Linked DNA regions of Homo sapiens: region 2 is linked to region 1. The links are chromatin loops, found by intact Hi-C in ENCODE. Cell type or tissue: PC-9. All regions are shown on one strand. Links, peaks and the distances in the headings refer to the core of each region. The heading gives the core; the rest is flanking DNA.

Evidence for each region. A loop is a pair of places that touch in the nucleus more often than their neighbours do. Peaks named below come from ENCODE experiments on the same cell type or tissue, not always from the same donor. Only the 100,000 strongest peaks of a DNase experiment are listed, where the experiment ranks them.
Region 2: a loop joins it to region 1, with 15 times the contacts of the local background. A loop is called at or near these places in 1 of 110 quality-filtered maps.

What each region holds. Positions count from the first base shown.
Region 1 is chr22:45,574,650-45,581,418 of GRCh38, forward strand. FBLN1 (fibulin 1) reads left to right here. Exons shown (of 17, transcript NM_006486.3): 15 at 1-4; 16 at 2,328-2,459. Among named protein-coding and RNA genes, the nearest start is that of LINC01589, 28 kb to the right of the region's middle. In PC-9, for the core only: CTCF peaks have their summits at 3,519 (motif pointing right) and 3,722; a DNase peak (open chromatin) is centred at 3,542.
Region 2 is chr22:45,689,643-45,696,411 of GRCh38, forward strand. It overlaps ATXN10 (ataxin 10), which reads left to right. Exons shown (of 12, transcript NM_013236.4): 2 at 70-261; 3 at 3,354-3,436. Among named protein-coding and RNA genes, the nearest start is that of ATXN10, 21 kb to the left of the region's middle. In PC-9, for the core only: no CTCF peak of the experiment used is centred there; a DNase peak (open chromatin) is centred at 3,069; H3K4me3 peaks cover 1,253 bases; H3K27ac peaks cover 3,654 bases.

The DNA of each region.
Region 1 (6,769 bases), core at 1,201-6,200:
GAAGGTGAGTGGGATGGGTGTGGGGGTCCCAGGGCCCCCTAGGGCCTCCCTCGGCTTCAGCTGAGGGCTTGGCCTACAGGAGTTGTTCCTTGTAAGATGTGGCCCAGGCTTTGAAATGCAGAACTTTCTTTTTTTTTTTTTTTTTTTTTTGAGACGGAGTCTCGCTCTGTCGCCCGGGCTGGAGTGCAGTGGTGCCATCTCGGCTCACTGCAAGCTCCACCTCCCGGGTTCACGCCATTCTCCTGCCTCAGCCTTCCGAGTAGCTGGGACTACAGGCGCCCGCCACCACGCCTGGCTAATCTTTTTGTATTTTTAGTAAAGACGGGGTTTCACCGTGTTCGCCAGGATGGTCTCAATCTCCTGACCTCATGATCCACCCGCCTCAGCCTCCCAAAGTGCTGGGATTACAGGCGTGAGCCACCGCGCCTGGCAACTTGACATGCAGAACTTTCTTTGTGTCTGTGTCCCCCCCACACCCACCTGGCACAGCAGCATTTGGCCCATTCTCAGCTTTCCGTTCAGGTGGTCTTTTCTTATGGGTAACGGTTGTTCTGCAGAGAGCCATTAAGCGCTGATTCTGTGACCAGCACTGGAGAATCAGGGAGGGCCTCCGGGAGGAAGTGATGGCTAGGCTGGGTCCTGAGTGGTGAGGTATTTGAGTGAAAGGGGGAGAAGGGGAGGAGGGTGCCCAGTGGAGCAGGACATGGCCAGAAGGGTCTGGAGGTATGGGGGGGCGGTGTGGGCGTTTGAGAAACTGAGCCAAGGTTTTCTGCTGGAGCGCTAGAGGCTTGGCAAGAGGTGGGCTGGAAGGATAAACAGGAGGCTAAAACTGGAGTTGGGCCTTCAACCCCCAGGCTTTGGGGGAACCATCGGAAGGTTGCAGTGGAGGAGGTTTGCATATAGAAACATCATCCTGTTGATCCAGGGCCAGGTGAACTGGAGGGGCCAGACGGGGAGCAGGAAGCTCAGGTGTAACCCAGTCAGTGCTCCCACACCCCAGCCTGGCTCTCTAGGAAGCTCCTGGCATGCAGTGTAGTCATGTTGTGTAACCTGCCATCACTGCACCGTTTCTCTGGAGCAGGGCCTGGGCTGCGTGCTCCCAAGCCTGGCAGAGGGCTATGGATGGAGCATTGTCCTGTTCACCTCGCTTCCTGGCTGTGCTGCCCGTGTGCCCGGTCCCCAACCACCCCCGCCCTCTAGGGAGTCCCTATCCCTGGCCTGCGGAGAAGCATGCCATGATGAGTTCATTCAGCAGCCGTGGACGGAGCCCCTCTGTGTCAGGCTCTAGGGACATGGTGATAAGAAGGGGTCCTCCCACCCTCTCAGGGGAGGCATGCAACGGAGCCAGCCGCGAGGACACCAGTGTTTACACCATGACACAACCATGCGGGGGGGTGGGGGGAGGAGAGGCTCCCTCAGCACGTGGTTGCCCAAGGAGCCGTCCCCAGTCCCAGTCCCCCTAGGTTTGCTCCTCCCGAAAAGGAATAACGCTGAATCGTCACAGGGTGGCACAGACTTGGGTCAGAGAAAATAACTAACTGGTATTTGCCTTTTGCAAAATGATGGGGTTTCACCAAACCACATACAAATCCTTCCCAAATCCCCAGTGGCTGGTTTTGTGGCCTCTCCGGCCAGCCCCGATCTGAGTGTTGGTTATCGCAGGGAGCCGAGTGCCGTTGGGACACCTGTTAGCATCTTGGGCCCAGGAAATCCACACCCTGACCTTAAGTGCTGAAAGGACCTTTAGTGGGTCTCCGCCGGCTTCCTTCCTCACCTTACAGGTGAGGAAACTGAGGCCCACAGAGAGGACTCCCCCAAGACAGCCCAGAGCTGGGGCTGCCCTGCTTCACTGTCTGATCTGGGAGATGGACACACACCCCCCAGAGAACCCAGGCCACCGCTCAGGGTGGCCCCCCTGACCTGTGGCACTATAGATGGGAGAGGAGCCCACCCCTCTGGCCTTTCTGCTGTCTCCCTCTGTCCCCTCACTCGCTTTCCTCCTCTGGTCCCCACCTTCATGAATATGCACAGTGACTGATGACTTCTCACCAGCCCTTCCTCTGATTAGCTCTGTGTCCCCGAGGAAGATCCAAAATCTCTCCTGACTTCAGTTTCCCCTGCTATAAAACAGGGATGGGCTATGATATAGGAAGGTCCAGACCCCTCCACCCTCCCCACACAGGGGATCTCTGGCTTCATTGATGTTGTCTCATGAAAGGGCCCTGGGTTAGGTCTTCATTCCCCAAGGGTGAGTTCCTGGGGACGAGGCTGGGACTGGGGCTGGGGCCAGGCTGTGCTGAGCCCTTCTCCATTCTGTGCCTCTGCAGAGATCATCTTCCTCCGGGCCATCACGCCACCGCATCCTGCCAGCCAGGCTAACATCATCTTCGACATCACGGAAGGGAACCTGCGGGACTCTTTTGACATCATCAAGCGTTACATGGACGGCATGACCGTGGGTGAGTGGCTGGGAATATCAGCTCTATCCAGGCACCCCTCCCCCTCCACCCCGAAACCCTCTCTGGCCCAGCCCAACTCCCATCTGAGTCCCCTCCCCAAATTCAAGCCCACCCAACCTTCAGGGCCCAGCGCCGAGGCCACCACAGCTCCCAATCGGTCTCGGCCGGAGGAACAGCCAGAGTGGGGGATCCTGCCTGGGATCTGACCCTAGCTGTGCCACCCACTCTCTGGGTGACCCCTCTGGGTCTCGGTCTCCCTGCCTATAACATGGGTGGGTTCCAGAGAGCGCTGCGCCTCACAACCATGAATTTCAAATGATACCACCCAAGTAAAGTGCTTGTCCTGAGGGCTGGCACAGTCCCGCGGTCGGTGGGAGCTAAGGGGATTGTTATTCTTGGGGTGCAATGGGAGGGATAGCAAAGTAGGAATCAGAGGGCCTGAGCTCTGGTCTCTCAGCCTTGGAACTAGCTGGATTCGCCATGTGGCCTTGAGCAGTAGTCGTCCCCTCCCTACGCATCAGTTGGTAAGAGGACCAAGGCCACTCTGTGTGCACAGCCCATCTGAATGGGGAGCTCACTGCTCTTTCTCCCTGGAGATCCGGTGTTTGGGGAGCGTGAAGGGAGGCTGGGGCATGAGGGGACTGTGGAAGTCCTGTTGGTGGGTGCAGGCTGGGGAAGATGTTTACAGGCGGGGGCAGGGCCCTCCCTGGCTAGGAACGGGCTTTAATGACAACCTACTCGTGTGAAAAAATATCCAGGCCCACTCCATTCCGCACGCTTGTTTCTGTCATTCACAGCCCCTCTCCTGAACTGTCACATTTTAAAAGATTTACAGTCATGGGAAATGAAAACGGTGGCATCTGCCATTTTGGACTCGGATTTATACTCTGAACACTTTCAAAGCAGCTGAGCAACGGACGGACAGTCCCTGACCTCCCCTGGGCCTCAGTTTCCCCATTGTGAACTGGGAGGAGTGGGCTTCCTAGTCCCTTAGGCGCTGGAGTCCGGGAGGTCCTAACCAGAACCCACGAGCGTGCAGTGCGCACAGAGCAGAGCGTTTTGGAGCCTGGCCTCCAGGTGGCGCTGTTGGACCTTGGACGCTCAGTCTTTGCGCCTCAAACCCGACGGTTGTTAAAACTGGCAGCTGGAGAAAGGGAATCGTTATTCCCGTCTTGCCAAAGAGCCATTTATAGCACCTTTACAAGCTTTTAAATGGGTTTGCATGTTGTAAACATGACTGAGTCACTGGGGGGCTCCCCACCCCAGCCTCCTCCTGCGCTAGCTGGCAGCAGGAATAATTAGTTAATTACAATTAATGGTGCATTAGCCCTCGCGTGATTCCAAGGGGAAGGCGCATGGTTTGGTTGTCGGCAGTTGTGAAACTTGCTGCTTGCCCTTGAGTCACTCCCCACTCTGGGCCTCAGTTTCCCCCATTGTGAAATGAGAGTTTAGATGAAGACAGCCTTGAGGGTCCTTCAGGCCCCTGTGCAGGAGGGCAGGCAGGGAGGGGGTTGGGTCAGGGCTTTGTCCTGTCCCACTGGGTGGGTGGGGTATGCACCCTGACACTGGCCCACAGCCGCCCCCCGCCCCAAAGGGGCCAGCCCTGTGCTTGATGCTGGGCCTGCAGTTGTGGCTGGGACATGGCCCTCAGGTGATTTCTAGATCTTGGAACATGGGAGTTTGGAATCCTAGGACCTTCTAGTTCACTCACTCATTCTTTCCGTTTCTGAACCCTTCTTGAGCCTCTACCTGTGCCTGACCCTGGGCTAAGCCTTGCAGATACAGAGATGGATAAATGCCACATAGCCCCTGAGGACTTTGCATCTCAGCAGCAGGGAGAAGCCACCCCGTATCAGATCATCAAAATATGATGCCGAAATAGGCATGCACAGAGACAGGCCTTGATGGCCTGTGGAGGCTCTCTTAGGGGAAGTCTCCTGGCAGGTTTTACGTCTTTAGTTCCCACCTACATCCTTCCTGGGGTGACCCAAGCCAAGAGGTTGGGCAGCTGCTGGGCCTAGAACCAGCACCCACCAGCGCCTTTCTCTGGCTGCATCTGCTCCAGACAGAACCAACCTGGGAGTGTCTGTTTCTCAGCTTCCCATCCACTGGGGCAGAAAATCCTGGCATGTCAGAGCCTGGAGGCTCCTAGAGACCATCCCTTCCTTCTTCCGTAGGAGGGGAAACTGAGGCCCGGAAGGGCGAGGGGGCTTGCCAGTCTTCTTACAGTGAATCAGGGACACAGTGGGCAATGGAAAGGAGTCCCAGGGTATGAGAGATGATCACAGGTGCCGTCCCGGCAGCGGGCTTCTGGGAACGGAATGTGGATGAGGCCACAAGGACCCAGCGGCTTCCCCCGGCACAGTTGGTCACGGGTGCCCTGGTCTTTGGAATTCTGGGCTGGGGCTGCGTGGGGGAGGGCCCCAGCCTGGCCCTTGGAATTGTCGTGCCTGTAGCCCTGTGTGCTGGGGAGGCCCCTGCCTCTTCCACGCCTCGGTCTGTGTGCAGGATGCCCCACCTGGCTGGGCTCCTGGAGTTGACCTGGTGCCCATGTCATCTCAGGTGGAAGACTGAGACCAGGGAGGCAAGCCCTGCGTGTTGGGACCTAGGCTGCATTGCTGGCTGGCTCCTGTCTCTGTCCCCACTGCGCTGATCTTATTTCTCTGTCTGAGATCTCCTCCTTGGGCTTCCATATCCCTACTTCCTTCTCCCTCCTCTTCTGCCCAGAATAACTTCCATACATCCTGGGAGCTTCCTGGTCCCTAGGGGCAGCCATCCCGGCACACGGCTCCTGGCCTGTCCACCTGGTAATAGATGGTTCCACCGTTGGACTCGAGCCCAGCCTGAAGCAGCCCTGAAAACGTGGGGTTGAACCCTTGCCGGCTCCTTACCGTTGCTGGGCACCTTCACCCCCGCATTCCCCAGTCCTCACAGACACTGCCAGCGACGGGTCATGATTGTCTCCCTTGGGCAAAGGAGGGAGCTGAGTTAAATGACCGCCTGAGACTGTGCAACTGAAAAACTGCAGGGCCTGGGATGTTTTCCGACTTGTTTTTAGCAGTGCAGTTCTGATTTCAAGCAGTGACTTAGGCAGAAACCCTTCATGGTGGTGGAGAGGAAGAAAGCGGCTTCCAGGGCTGCTGCTCCTGGTGGGGAGCGTGGGAGGCTCTTGAGCCTCCTGGGCAGCCCCGTGCAGCTCTGTGCTGCCTGCAGCACACGGCAGGGAACGCCGCCTACTCACGGTGCTTGCTGAACACCTGTCTGCTCTAGGCCATGCCCTGTGTGGACACTGGGCACCGGATCAGGAGGGCTTCCTGGAGGAGGTGAGGCCCGAGCTGAGTGTCCTTGCATGTGAGGGAGTGACACTTAGTGAGCACCTGTGATGACCAGGAGCCAGGGTTTCATCATCGCCAGGACCCTGTGACACGGTGGGATTATCTCCTCTAACAAAGGAGAGAGCGAGAGCCAGAGAGGGCAAGAGATTTGCCCGAGGCCACTCAGAGCTGGGGCCAGAGCGGGCCTGGAGCCCGGTCTTCCCCAGACACCACACCCGCCCAGAGCCGGAGCCCAGGGTTGACTGCTGCTGTGGTGGGCTAAGTTGCTGTGAGTTTGGATGTCCCAGAAAAACAATCAGCGCACAGGCCCCGGGGCTCGCCGTGTTCAGTCCTCCCAGAGTAACAGAAGAAGAGGGAGAAATGCCCCGAGTCCACTAAGAACCTGCAAGGGCCGGGTCGTCCTCTAATGTAGCCTTGAAAGACCCGTTCTTAGCGGGGATCGAGGAGCCCGCAGCAGGGCCCGCGCCGTCGTCTTTGTAAAGCCCCCTTGCATTCCTCTTTAACCGGCTGTCAAAGAAAAATGAAGAATGCGTTTTCGCCCTGTGCAAAAATGCTCCATTAATGCCCGAGGGATTCTCAGGCCACTACAAAGCTTTCCTTATCTGGCTCTGGATTCATTCTCAGCTCTGCAGCCTGTAATCCGGGGTGCTCTGGGAAGAGATCTTTCAGGTAGTATATCCTGAGTGATGACTAATGGGGGAGCCCTGGCTGCAGCAGGGGCGGGCTGTGTATCATCAGCGTGCGGAAGAGAGAGACAGAAAGGCAACTCGAGGCCACCCGGGCTCCCCGGGCCCCTGGGCTATGGCTGCTGTCTGAGCCTCAGACTTCCCCTCCAGCCTCCAGATCACCACTTCCTTTTAACTCTCAGGCCAGCCACATCTGTGTCTGTCTGGCTCCCTCCACTCAGCCTCAAGACCCAGCATGTGTGTGACCACTTCCAAGAAGCCTCCCCTGACTGCTCCAGGGTCATGGCTG
Region 2 (6,769 bases), core at 929-5,928, 110 kb after region 1:
TTTCTGAATAGGACATTTGGAAATCATAATCTTTTTTTTCTGATTCGTGATAATTTTATCCTTTTTCAGAGAAACAGCACCCAGGACTATCTTCCAAAGAGTTCTGGATATCCTAAAGAAATCTTCTCATGCTGTTGAGCTTGCCTGCAGAGATCCATCCCAAGTGGAAAACCTGGCTTCCAGTCTGCAGTTAATAACAGAATGCTTCAGGTGTCTTCGCAATGCTTGCATAGAGTGTTCTGTGAACCAGAATTCAATCAGGTAGTTACACACGTACCTTGGATTCTGTTTCTTTGTATATGTGCATGCTGGTTCTGTCATTTGGTTTATCTGTTAGAAGTTGTTTTGGGCTGGGTAAGGTGGCTCATGCCTGTAATCCCAGCATTTTGGGAGGCTGAGGCAGGAGGATTGCTTGAGTCCAGGAGTTCAAGACCGGCCTGGGCAACATGGTGAGACCCTGTCTCTACAAAAAAAATACAAAAAATTAGCTGGACATGGTGGCGCACACCTGTAGTCCCAACTGCTCAGGAGACTGAGGTGGGAGGATTGCTTGGGCCAGGGAGAGGCAGAGGTTGCAGTAATCTGAGATGATGCCATTGCTGCAGGCTGGGCCACATTGTGAGACCCTGTCTCAGGGAAAAAAAAAAAAAAAAAGTTGTTCTGGCATGATAGTATCACCCACTGTTATTGCAGGATTGCCCTTTACATCTGCTGGGAGAGGCCCTCTACAGGCCTTGCCATTGGAGTCTCTCTGACTAGTGTATAAAATAATGGAGTGTGTTTAACATTAGGGGTTAGATTTCTTGTTTGTTTTTATCACATGTTTTGAGGTATTTGGTTCTTCATAGTGTTTTGAAGCTGATTTTGAGTCTTTGTTCCTAGATTTTACCTGCCTAAGTTTATATGCAGTTCTTGACCTCAGGTTGTAAATGTTTTAATTACTTTTAATGTTTTAATTTGTTACTCTTGTGTTTGGACAAGAAGCATATTTTGTAAATTTACAAGATGACCTGTCTTTCCTAAAGATCATGTAAAGTTCCAAGCTCTGCTTCCACCTATTTTATGATGCGCACATTTTTAAAAGTAGTTAAAACATGAGCAGGCGAGCTGTCCAGTGCTCTTCTTTGCTTTTACGTGTTACCGTCTCCTCCCAGAACACAGCATCTTTCTTCTTTGATTTTGTGGAACCTGCTTTTTATTAAAAATTTTTACTTGAAGTCAGAAGCCACAAACAGGATGCTCACTTTCCTTCCTGGACTTGGATGTAGACAGAGCCTCCAGGCTTCCCTGTCACCACTGTGACGGGTAAGCTTGGGCTGGTCCAGAAGCCACTTGAGGGACTCCCTTCGGTTAGACACATATACCCGAGGCTTTGATATGATTAATGAGATTTTTAAGATCAAAGGAGAGAGGGTAAAAAGTGAGTCGTGTAACTTCAATACTAAACCAAACCTGCCATCCATTTGAGGATAAATGGATAGAAACAACAATAATCTTGATAATAATAGTCTACATTCTAAAACATAACTAGTTATATGCTAGAAGCATCTGGCCAGAAGGCTAGTTTCTTTTGTCCTTTTCCAGTCACAAGGTGCTCTAGTGTGATGGGGAAGGAAAGGAGAGCCGTAGAACTAACTTTTGACTGTGGCTGGCAGATACACCTTTGTGCTTGGCTAATCTTGGTGGGGAAGGGAGTGAGCATTCGTTGAGCCTGCCTTCGGCATTGGGCTTTGTCCCAAGGGTTTTGCTTGTAGTATCTTCTTTAATTCTTAGAACAAACTCAAGAAATTTTTTCATTTTTACAAAAGATGAAACTGTAACTTGGAGAGGTTAAATAACTTGTCTGAGAGTCACTTGTTAAGTGAGAGAGGCTGGGAACATTCTCTCCATATCCAGACATCTGACTCTAAAGCTTAAGCTTAACAAGCAGTCTGCCCTTACTGTTCTGAGCTTAAGCTCAAAAGCAGTCTGGGCCAGGCGCGGTGGCTCACGCCTGTAATCCCAACACTTTGGGAGGCCGAGGCGGGTGAATCATGAGGTCAGGAGTTCGAGACCAGCCTGGCCAGCATGGTGAAACCCTGTCTCTACTAAAAATAAAAAATTAGCTGGGTGTGGTGGCACACACCTGTAGTCCCAGCTACTCTGGAGGCTGAGGCAGGAGAATCACTTGAACGGGGAAAGCGGAGGTTGCAGTGAGCCAAGATTGGGCTACTGCACTTCAGCCTGGGCAACAGAGTGAGACTCCGTCTCAAAAAAAAAAATGCAGTCTACCCTTGCTGTCCTGAGCCTTACACACTGGTCTTGTTGTGGATGACTGCTCCATCTTGACCCTGGACAGGTGACTTGGTCTTCCTGAGTATCAGTTTTGTCCTCTGTAAAACTAGGTAAGCAATGTCTTCCAAACAGGCTGGTTATGGGGTGTAAATGAGATTACTTATGTAAATGCCTAATGCACATTGTGTGCTCAGTAAACATTAAATGTTTCTGCCTCTGCCTCAGGAATGAATGTACAACACAAGTTTATGTTAATACTTTCTTTCAAAGCAGTCAATTTTTATTTTCTTTTTTGAGTAATATATGCAAACTATAAAAATTCTAACATTACAAAAATAAATACTATGACAAGTAAGTTATCGGTGGTCTTTTGGTAGGGCCAGCAAAGCAAGGGCTGTGCTGTTTGTGATATCTTTTTATTGCATGCAACTTATGGTTGGGCGGAAATGAAAATGAACATTTAAGGGTGTTAATTTTTCTGCCTCTTCCCTTCTAGGATTGTATTATTATTCACTGTTGATTTTTAAAGGAAAATTTCAACCATTTAGGGCAGCAATTTTCAGAAAAGAATTTTCTAGTTAGAAATACTACAAAGATTCTAGTAAAGACTTTGTGGCCAAGCTTAACTAAGGCCAGTATTTCTGAGCCAGTCAAGATTCAGATTGCAACTAGTACATATTTTTCTGATGTTTTACTTTAAGTCGTTAAAGAGTTCATCAAAAGGTGTGATGCTATTAAAGCCTAGATCTTTTTACATCTTTTGCACTTTGTGTGGACTGGGACTGTTTTTGCCAAGAATGCATGGAATGGGGTAAAATACAATAAAGCAAAGAATCTGAGTCATGGGAAACTTCAGGAAGTACTCAAAGAAAGCTGTTGGAAGCAGTTAGCTCTGCATGTAAATATAACCTCTACTGCTAGGGTTGCTATATTTTTCCTGTAAAGAGCCAGATAATAAATAATTTAGGCTTTGTAATCTCTGTCAGATTTCTCAGCTCTCCCATTGTAGTGCAAAAACAGCCATAGACAATATATGAATGAATGAACATGTCTAATTTTGTCTTTTTTAAAAAACCCAGGAACTTGGATACGATTGGTGTTGCTGTTGATTTGATTCTTCTGTTTCGTGAACTGCGAGTGGAACAGGAATCTCTGTTGACAGGTAGCATGCAATATAATTCATGGATTATTTATATCTTTATAAAGGGTTCAAAACCAGTACTTTGAGTATTAACATCATTCATTGAAACACATGTTCTGTATTTCATGAGATAGGGAAACTTTAATAGTGAATTATTAAAGAATTATAAAGTTGTATCAACTTCCCTTCCTGAATGGCTGAATTTTGTTCCTTTCACATTTGTATGTTGAAGTCTGTCTGTTCCAGTTGCTATAACAAAATGCCTTAGGCTGGGTAGTTTATAAACAACAGAAATGTATTGCTTACAGTTCTGGAGGCTGGAAAGTCCAAGATTAAGGTACCAGCAGATTGGGTGTTTTGCGGGGGCTGCTCTCGTCTTCATAGATGGTGCCTCTTGCTTTGTTCTCCTGTGGTGGAAGGTGGAAGGCAGAAGGCATAAACAAGCTCTCTGGGCCCCTTTTATAAGGGCACTAATCCCATTCACGAGGGCTGCACCATCATGACCTAGTCACTTCCCAAAGGCCCCATCTTATACTAGCAAGTTGGGGATTAGATTTCAGCATAGGAATTTCGGAGGGGCACAGATATTCAGATCATAGCATGGTCCTAACCCCCAATACCCAGAATGTGACTGAATTTGGAGATAGGATCTTTAAAGAGGTAATTAAGGTAAAATGAGGGTATATGACTGGTATCCTTATAGGAAGAGGAAATTAGGACATGGCCATGCTCAGAGTAGAGACCATGTGAAGACACAGGGAGAAGATGACCATCTACAGGCCAAGGAGCGAGACCTCAGAAGAAATCAGCCCTCTCGACACCTTGATCTTGGACCTCCAGCCACCAGAACTGTGTAAAAATAAATGTCTGTTGTTTAAGCCATTCAGTCTGTGGTAAGACTTTTAATATTTATGAATGTGACAGGCCCTGGTCCAGGTTTTGGGTGTGATTCAAACAGTGACCAAAACAGACAAAAAGTGTCTGTCCTTAGAGAACTCACATTCCGTTGAGGGGAACCACATGTTAAGTGTCTAAGTCAAGTATCTAGTGTGATGAAAATGGAACTTAGCTCTGATTGTTAACGGTTGTTGACTTGGGATTAAGAGAAACACCACACTTCTTTAGACTCATTAGTAGAATGGTTTTGGTCTTTGTTCTTCTAGCATCAACATCTTTCCTTTGGACAGTGGTTATTATCTTAACATAATGTTTAAAAAAAAAACGTAGATTTTTAATTTATGATCTCTTTGTGCCAGGAATTGAAATACTTTATGGGTAAACCTAAATTATTTGATAAAAAAATCTTAATGTAGGCTGGGTGCCGTGGCTCATGCCTGTAATTCTAGCACTTGGAGAGGCCAAGGTGGACAGATTGCTTGAGCTCAGGTGTTTGAGACCAGCCTGGGTAACATGGTGAAACCCCGTTTCCAAAAAAATACAAAGGCTGGGTGCAGTGGCTCAAGCCTGTAATCCCAGCACTTTGGGAGGCTGAGGCGGGCGGATCATTTGAGGTCAGGAGTTCAAGACCAGCCTGGCCAACATGGTGAAACCCCCTCTCTACTAAAAATACAAAAATTAGCTGGGTGTGATGGCGCATGCTTGTGATCCCAGCTACTCAGGAGGCTGAGGCAGGAGAGTTGATTGAACCTAGGAGATGGAGGTTGTAGTGAGCCGAGATCGTGCCATTGCACTCCAGCCTGGGTGACAAGAGTGAAATTCTGTCTCGAAAAAAAAAAGAACCGGGCATGGTGGCACACGCCTGTAGTCGCAGCTACTTGGAGGCTGAGGTAGGAAGATTGCTTGAGCCTGGGAGGTGGAAGTTGCAGTGAGCTGAGATCACGCCGCTGCACTCCAGCCTGGGTGACAGAGCAAGACTCTGTCTCAAAAAAAAAAAAAAAAAAAAAAAAAACAAAACCCCAGAAAATTTTAATGTAAATTTCCAGGTGGATAAGTTAGATGTACTAAATTATAGGTTAAATTTTGTTGTTGTTGGCTGGGCGCAGTGGCTCACGCCTGTAATCCCAGCACTTTGGGAGGCTGAAGTGGGCGGATCACGAGGTCAGGAGATCTACCTGGCTAACACGGTGAAACCCCGTCTCTAGTAAAAATACAAAAAATTAGCCGGGCATGGTGGTGGGCACCTGTAGTCCCAGCTACTGGGGAGGCTGAGGCAGGAGAATGGCATGCACCCAGGAGGCAGAGCTTGCAGTGAGCCGAGATTGCCGCCACTGAACTCCAGCCTGGGCGACAGAGCGAGACTCCACCTCAAAAAAAAAAAAAAAAATTGTCATTGTAATAACGTCTTTACCTTATAATTCAATGAATATAACCTTTAAATGAGAAGTCTCCAGTTGCATTTAAAATATTATTTGACTTACAAATTGTTTTATATACAGTTTTAATGCCTGTACTTTGCATATAACATGAGGCATATTTCTTTTTTTTTTTTTGAGATGGAGTCTTACTCTGTCGCCCAGGCTGGAGTGCAGTGGTGCGATATTGGCTCGCTGCAACCACCGCCTTCCCGCCGGGTTCAAGCGATTCTCCTGCCTCAGCCTCCCGAGTAGCTGGGATTACAGGCGCCTGCCGCCGCACTCGGCTGATTTTTTGTATTTTTTTATTAGAGATGGGGTTTCACCTTGGCCAGGCAGGTCTTGAACTCCTGACCTCATAATCTACCCACCTCGGCCTCTCAAAGTGCTGGGATTACAGGCATGAACCACCGCACCTGGCCACGTGAGGCATATTTCTATTGATGTTAATATGTGTGCTTCTCTTGGTAGATAGACAAGAACTAGAGGTGATGGTCTTTTTTCACAGGTGAAATAGGCTAAATTAGCGTGTTAGAGCACTGCCTGGTTTGGTTTAATTTCTGTGATTTCCTAGTGTTTTCATTTTAAACTCAGTTTGCTAGAAATTCTTGGATCTTGCTATTTGATTTTGAAGTATTCCTTTAGGAAATGGTAATTAAAAATTAATTACTTCCTTTAAGAATTTACAGACAAAGTGCATCACCATGTTTTTTTGAGCATCAGTTTTTAAAATAATCTCAAGAAATTGAAAGGATGTAGGATTTAGTTGTGAAATGTTTTTACGATATTATATATTTAAAGATACTTCTGTAGCTCTATTTTATAATAAAAGGGAAGCATCAGTACTCAAAATTGGGGAATTATAAATTAGCAGTAAAGTCCGTGTTTCACAGTGTCACTTGGAAGGGCAGCTATTTTGAGGTCTCTGTGTGGTATAGTAATTGAGAAAGAAAGTTGAGAATGTACTGTGTTTTATAATTGGTGATCCTGATGGGGCGGGCAGTGTGGCGCTCCAGAGCTGCTGTGCTGTGGTGGGCGGAAG